Linked DNA regions of Homo sapiens: region 2 is linked to region 1. Evidence: chromatin contacts called from ENCODE Hi-C or POLR2A ChIA-PET data. All regions are on one chromosome and are shown on one strand. The core of a region is the stretch at or near the end of the contact, and the rest is flanking DNA. Distances in the headings are between cores, read along the strand shown.

Region 1 (3,526 bases), core at 1-2,500:
CCCTGTCTCTACTAAAAATACAAAAATTAGCTGGGCATGCCCACTACTCGGGAGGCTGAGGCAGGATAATCACTTGAACCCAGGAGGCGGAAGTTGCGGTGAGCGGAGATCGCGCCACTGCACTCTAGCATGGACAATAGAGCGAGACTCTGTTTCAATAAATAAATAAATAATGCCAGTTGCAACTCACTAAATTGATTTCATAGCCCACTAATAGATCACAATCCGGTTTGAAAAGCAGTTAAGCTAGTCATCTCATTTTTAGACCAGCCCAGGTAGGTGCTAATGGTTATGCAGCAAATTAGTGACAGAGTCCAAGCTAAAACTCAGTTCTCAGAAGTCCAGATGATTAGTCCTTCCACTTAGAACAGTACTGTCTCCGATTGTGTAGCAAGATATGACACGGAGAATTCTAAAATTTACAAGTGAGAGGGACTCCGTAGATCAAACAGGTGATCCATTATTTTTTAAAGCAGCAGAACTCTTTAAACTCTAGAAGCAACCACAAAATATGTTTTAAAGATGAGAGTGGAGAGCAGGCTCTGAGCCTGAGGCGCCTTGTTGAACCTCTGCCAATGTTTCAGAACTAGGGTTCAATCCTTACGATTTGGGACCATGCAAAGCCTGTTAAATCACCGGACGGGCAAAACGCAATTTCCTACGCATTTCTGTGCTGCTCCCCCACACCCCTGAGCTCGCATGGGAGGGTAGGTGAAAAAGTTAAGGTCCTGGAACCAAGTGGAGGAATGAGTCACGGGGATTATCAGTTCCACGAGCCACGGGGATTACAAGTGGCAGGGCGGGTGCCAACACCTTGCAAACCAAGGACAATGACCACACCCTTGGGACTACTATTCCCGGGGCCTACTAGGGCAAAGGCTATCGACAGTGTTGCACACTAAAGCGGGGCTCCTCCACGTGCAAGGAAGCCCTCCTAGTACTTTACATATGGGGAAACTAAGGCCCACGTCTGGTAGCGGCTGCCTTGGCAAAATGAGAACCCAAATCTGTGAGAAAGCCTCGAGTGCAGCCCCGGACCCCAGGGTCCCTCCTGCTACCTTGTTTGAGAACCTTCTTCCTGGCCTCCTTGTCAGTTACCAGGGGCGCTGGGGGCCGTTTGACATCTTCGGAGAAAGGATTCGGGGAGCTGCCAGAGAATAGTCCCAAGTAAACTTTGCAGAGGACGGCCAGCAGCAGCACAGCCAGGAGCAGCACCAGCGGAAGCCACATCACGCCGGCGTCGGGTCGGGTAAATGGGACAGCTCCGACTGCGCTCAGCCTCTAGGACTGTGGCTCCGCCCGGGCTAGTTCGCTCTCCAGTCAGGAGGCGGAGGCAGCTTTGAGCACTGATTAACCAGCCAGCCAGCGAAGAGCCAACTCTCAGGTGATGATTGACCCTCCCGGCTCTCCGTACTTCTTTTGGGTTTCCATTGCCTACTGGGAAATGTAGTTCTCGGGGCCAGGGGAGCCGGCACGGAAGCGGCTGTGCGCATGAGCAGATGAGGCCTAGCCGAGGCGGCGGGACCCCCAAGTTTGGAAAGCTCTTTTAACGGTGAGAACGCGTTAACACTTGCCAAGGGGAGTGGTTGGTGCCTGTGCGGAGCTAGCAGCCGGCCTGAGGAGGGAGGGAGAATGTGATCCGGTGGAAATTATCACTATGGGGCGAGACAAGGCCGAGAGTTGTAAGACTGAAAGAGAATCCCGACTGGGAGACAGGAGTCCTGAGTTCTGGTCCTGGCTCTGCCCTGGACTCGCTGCCTTGAGGTGTTAAATTGCTTTCCTCGTCTTACGCCTCCAGGCTATGCGAAAGTTCTGTCCAAAGGCTGCTCACAGCCCCTGTCTGACTGGTTGTCATGATGAATTGAGCTCTCTGTTACCTGCGCATCACAACCGGTGAGCGTCTGTCTCTGTGCCCCTCAAAGTGGCCCATAGTTTTGTCCTGGGGGCCCGCCTGGGACGGAGTCCTCTATGGCGGGTCCCTAATGACACCCCATCCGTGGGGAACCTGGGGGACGGGGAGCCGCCCATGGACAAGCATGGTGAAAGGATCAGCTAAGGGCCCATCTAATTTAAATTCCTATGCAGAGAATCTAACCTCCAGCAAGCAGTTGAAGAATCATACCCCCTCCTTGCCTAAAGAGGGTGCATAATGAATACTTGATTGGAGAAGGATCCATTTTTACAGGAAGGCCGTTTCCTTAGGTCCAACTATCAGGAATTTGCCTTTGAGTACTTCCTTGTTTAATGGAATTGTTGCTCTTTTCTTCTCTGCTACAGATAGTAACTGTCCCTACTGAAGGCCCCAGGAGTGCTCCAGCCAGGTGTGGAAAGCTGGTCACGATTCTATGCTACTTGGTTCATTTTCTACACAGCAACAGAAGAGCCCTCCTGAGATTGCTATTACCATACCCGCCTGTCACCTTGCCAAGGCTGGCCAATGTGTGTTTTGTCATAGGCTGTCATGGAGGCCATGATGGAGGAAAAGGAAAGGGGAGGCAGATGTTGAGGCCCCAGAGGCCACAGTGAGAGCAGTTTAGTTCCTGGGGTGCCAGGACTAAGGGGGCATTGCCCTGTCCCCCGGATTACAGTGAGCCACATGTCAAGCCCAAGAGCCAGGAGGTATTCTTCCTCTCAGTGTTAATAATCAAAGCATCCTGACACCAGCAGCCAGTTTTTATGGCATCCTGGAGGGCTGACCTCATAGAGAGGCTACCCTCCTTCCTTAGTCACCCAAAGTTGTGAACTATGATTGTCAGTTGTGTGTGGGCCATCTGCCCACTTAGGATGCAATTTTTGATGTGACAGACATTCCGGATGTCCAATTCCCCTGTGATGAGGTATGAGCCTTGTCCAGCCCTTTTCCTGAGGGAAGCAATGTCAGATGAAAGACTTAGAATTGCCCAAACTGGCTAGCCAGCTGCCACATGCACAGTATTGCTGATAACTGAGAAAGGTTAGAACATCGTGTTGCATTTTGAATTTCTACCATTGTTGGAACCAGGTCTAGTATTATAAGCCCCTGACCCAGCCTGTGTGTGAGGCCTAAACAAAGCCTGAGCACTTCAGCTAAGACCACCCACCAAGGTGACACCTTTAGCCTCACGCCTTTGATAAGCTGGCCCAGGTCCCAGTAACTCCATTGTCAGAAACAGACCCCATCCCTTCTAGTGGTGCTGCTGCCTTTTGGACACAGAATCCAGCTCACAGTCCCCTGTGTGGTCCCCTTTTGGCCATCCTGTGGCTTGGGTAGTAAGAGGTAAGCATTTGGCTGAGGCAAGTTGTTCATTCAGAATAAATTCACAGCTGCTTAAATTTTGTCAACAGGCCGAGCGTGTTGGCTCATGCCTGTAATCCCAGCACTTTGGAAGGCCGAGGCAGGCGGATCACGAGGTCAGGAGTTCAAGACCAGCCTAACCAACATAGTGAAACCCCATCTCTACTAAAAATACAAAAATTAGCAGGGTGTGGTGGCGCACGCCTGTAATTCCAGCTACTCGGGAGACTGGGACAGGAGAATCGCTTGAAC
Region 2 (3,526 bases), core at 410-2,909, 680 kb after region 1:
AGACAATTTACACAAACAGCCCATGTGATGGGTGCCAGTGCAGAGATCTGGGGGGCCTTCTACGCTTGTATATCTCTACCTAGGGAACCATCTGTCTCGTGCTGTTTTTCTCCAGGCTCTGTCAAGGGTCTCATGACTCCACAGCTGGGAGAAGGGAGGGTGGGGGCAAAGAGAAAGAAAAAGAGGGTGGCAGAGAGGAAGGAAGGGGGAGGGATGGGAGAAAGGAAGGAGAAAAAGCTTCTTGGGGGTTGGCTGCTCTTTTGAAAGTGCACTCACACTTCCTCCCATTTCCTGTGGGCGGCCAGAGGCCTGAACACAGCTGCTCTGCTGCCTGGGGCCTGACAAAGGGAGTCCAGACCGCACCCAGCTCATCCACTGCCCCATCTTTTAGCTCTGCCTAACCCCTCAGCCCCATTCTGCTGAGTCCTTGAGGCCACCTCCACCAAAAGCTACTGCGCATGGCTTTATTTATCACAGATTTTCAAGTTCACAAGCAAAACACAGGGAGGAGTTGAAAAAGTACTTCACGGCTGGGAACAAGCCAGGGCTGTCCCTCATCAGGAAGAAGTCTTAAAAAGTGATTTCCTATTTTCAATTCCATGAGGTAATATAAGTAAAAAGAACCCCAGCATGGGCTGGCGCCAGCCTCATGCCGACCTACCTGCTGGGCTGGCCTGGGCCTCCTGTGAACAGAACTGGGGCAAAACATCTAACTCCGTCCACCCTTAGTTATTCTCTAGAGGCCATGAAATCTGAATTCCCATTTCCCAGAAAACCACTGCCAGGCCAGCACAAACGCCCCCTGCACTTGGTAGTTATGTTCCTCGCTGTTAATTAAGGAGCTGGCAGGCGGGTGCACACAGCACTCCCCTGCCACTCTGCCCAGTGCCCAGATAGCACAGAGGACCACTCGACAGAAGGAATGTTCTCAGCCCAGGCTGGCACCAACGCAGGTGCTCCTGAGGCCCAGCCAACAACAACTTCACCCAGGGCTCGTGAACTGGGGCAGGAAGCACCTGGCCAGTGACCCCCGTCCAAAGGACTGAGTTCACATCCAAGCTCCTCCACCCCAAGACCCACCATCCCAAATGCCACCTGCACAGAGGGCTGGCTCGAGGCCAGGCCCCATAAGGTGAGAGGGCAGAGGGCTGAGGGCAGAAAAGTCGTACTGTGTTGCCCACGCCTGCCCCCGTGACTCAGCGACGAATGGGCATGGCTCAGTATGTGTTTGTGGGATGGCTGAGTGCAGGGAGCTTTCTGCTTCTGCTCTGTCATTGCTTCTCTATCTGAGCAGCTCCCAGAAGACCAAGAACTGGTCTAGATTAGAGGCAGTGGTCAGTGGCCTGTGGCCAGATCCTGCAACAGATGAGAACCATCTGGGCCTTACTGGGCTTTTAAAAACACATGAATTAGTTGCTGATGTTTAAAAGTCAGGAGACCTCAATTATATAAAAGCAAAGGCAAGTAAACAAGTGACCCAAGAAAGAAAAAAACGTAGGGGGTGGGAAGCTTGTTTTCTTTCTTTTTAAATCAAAAGATGTGGCCCCCCGGGCCTCCATTCCTGCATAGTAACAGGTGCCCCTTGAGACAGGTTCCACACTCTTCAGTCTGCCGGGGGCCTCCAAGCCTGCTTCACTGGCCTGTCACCTGCTGGGCTATGCAGCCTTTTTGTGTTCACACTTCACCGTCTAGGGTTAGCTGGTGAGTCAAAAATGCTTCGTGGGCTCTTCCAGTCTTGCCCCAGTCCCCAAAAAGCCCATCCTCCTGCTCCCCGGAACTCAGCATTGTGGCCTCTGCTTTTCAAATATCTAACAGTAACTTGAACTTGAGACAAAAGTTCCTTTTCCCTACTGGACAGGAACTCGGGACAGGAACTCGAATTTCTCTGGAGGCAATCCTGGTTATAGAATGGAGATCTAACAGCAGCGTGCCACCCGCACATTGTTCATTATTCACAGAATCTAAATGCATCAGGAACCACATTATACTGCCTGCAGTAACACCCTAGCAAACATTAACAGCATGTGCTGCTCCGACACCACAGAAGCACCGCTTTGATGGTGCTCCCTTCTCTTTACCACACCCACATTTCCATGTCTTAATGCCTGCAAGCCCCAGAAGACAACAATCCTGACGTCAACCCAAGAGAAGAAATGGGCTCAGGGAGTGACGTGTGGCTAAGAAAGTCATACCCACAAGCCAGACTGTGGTCAGGTTTCCAGATCAGGCTGCAAGGCCCTCTGCTTCCTAAACACTTCCCTTGAAGGGCTCATTTGGGCAAAGGCACTCAATCTCTAGGAGCCTTGTGGCTAGGTGCTTCCTGCCCCAGTTCAAGCGCATTCTCTGGGTCAAGGTCAATGACAATCACAGCCTGAGCCCTGACCTTGTTTCCATGAAGCGCAGGATGTCCTCGGGTCTCAGGCACTTCTCCTGCTGGTAATATGCATGTGGCAGGAACTGAAACCGCAGCTGGTACACCTGGAATTTGTTCTGTTTTTCTTCCATACAGAAGGACTCCTGGACGTCAATTTTCTGCAACACCTGGAACCAGACGGACAGAGAGAACTTGACTTGTTCAGGTCCTAGGTGACTGCGCAATGTGAGTGGGTTACGAGACCCAAGGGTTTACAGAGATAGCAGCTGAGACCACAGGCCAAACCCCAAAGAAACCCTGGTGAGCTATACTGGTGTGGATCTGCTGGGGGGCCCACAGCCTGCAGTCACCTCCAGAGAGTGGCCTGAACCTCCTAGGAGTGGCCTCAGCAGAGCGGGTAGGCAAACTCAGGAAATGGTTTATTTTTCAGGCACAGGAGGATGCTGTGGAACTAATGACTCTCTTAAAAGCTTCCTGATCCATCTCTGCTCAGCACCTGGCAGAGACAGCTTATCTCTCATTGGTGGGAATCTGAGCCTAGGGTCAGAGCAGTAAGCAAAGCCTGTTCTTCACACATGGGGAGGATATAGGAACATGCCTTCACCCCGTCTGCAACCTGGGAAGGAGAGACGTTACCTCCCCCAAGCACACCCTGGTGAGTTGCTTCTTCAGGCTTTTCACTCTCTTCAGGGCTTTCTTGGTGTTGAGCACGGGCACGCTCATCATGGGTGTCTTGATGTTGGCGCTGGCCACCATGAGAATCTCCCGCAACCTGTCACAGAATAAGGGCACATCCAATCATGAGTGGCAACCAGACCTTCTGTTTGGGTGCAGCTTCTCCTAATGATGTCAGAGTTCTTTTGGAATCTGAGAGAGGCCTGGGGATCTCACAGGGATAATATGCTAGATCAGAGAATCCCAGCTCTGGCCTCGTGTGCAACAGTAAGGGACTCCCCTGTCAGTTTCCTCCCTGGAGGGCCCACTCCTTGTGCTCAGGGCTTTGTCTGATTCTTGTTTCCTATCACCTGTGCCTTGCAAACAACAGGTGCCTGCTGACGCTTACTGAATGAACAAGCGATGCAGGGAAGGCAACTAGCACCCACAGTGCTCCTGCTGAGCTCAGCCAGCCCTCACTGCCTGGATGTATAGTGG

What was found. A loop is a pair of places that touch in the nucleus more often than their neighbours do. ChIA-PET counts read pairs that join two places held with the same protein, here RNA polymerase II (POLR2A). Pooled maps may share reads with other maps.
Region 2: a map with no recorded cell type shows a loop between it and region 1 (12-fold over the local background). The contact joins the enhancer-like site here to the promoter of RETSAT in region 1. A Hi-C loop is called at or near these places in 1 of 37 single-sample maps with no recorded cell type and 7 of 50 pooled maps. POLR2A ChIA-PET finds 5 or more read pairs at or near these places in 1 of 52 experiments (naive thymus-derived CD4-positive, alpha-beta T cell).

Annotation. Positions count from the first base shown.
Region 1 is chr2:85,353,278-85,356,803 of GRCh38, forward strand. RETSAT (retinol saturase) reads right to left here and starts at 1,251. Exons shown (of 11, transcript NM_017750.4): 1 at 1,059-1,251. The coding sequence starts at 1,230. It overlaps ELMOD3 (ELMO domain containing 3), which reads left to right and starts at 1,492. Exons shown (of 14, transcript NM_001135022.2): 1 at 1,492-1,552; 2 at 1,799-1,893; 3 at 2,278-2,321. RefSeq lists enhancers at 1,253-1,754, 1,319-1,718, 1,755-2,254, 1,889-1,948.
Region 2 is chr2:86,036,317-86,039,842 of GRCh38, forward strand. POLR1A (RNA polymerase I subunit A) reads right to left here. Exons shown (of 34, transcript NM_015425.6): 26 at 3,011-3,146; 27 at 2,384-2,541. Among named protein-coding and RNA genes, the nearest start is that of POLR1A, 68 kb to the right of the region's middle. RefSeq lists a silencer at 333-382 and an enhancer at 3,011-3,141. Within about 2 kb of position 1,660, at least 36 of the 41 ENCODE cell types and tissues checked have a DNase peak (open chromatin) inside an H3K27ac peak, as active enhancers do.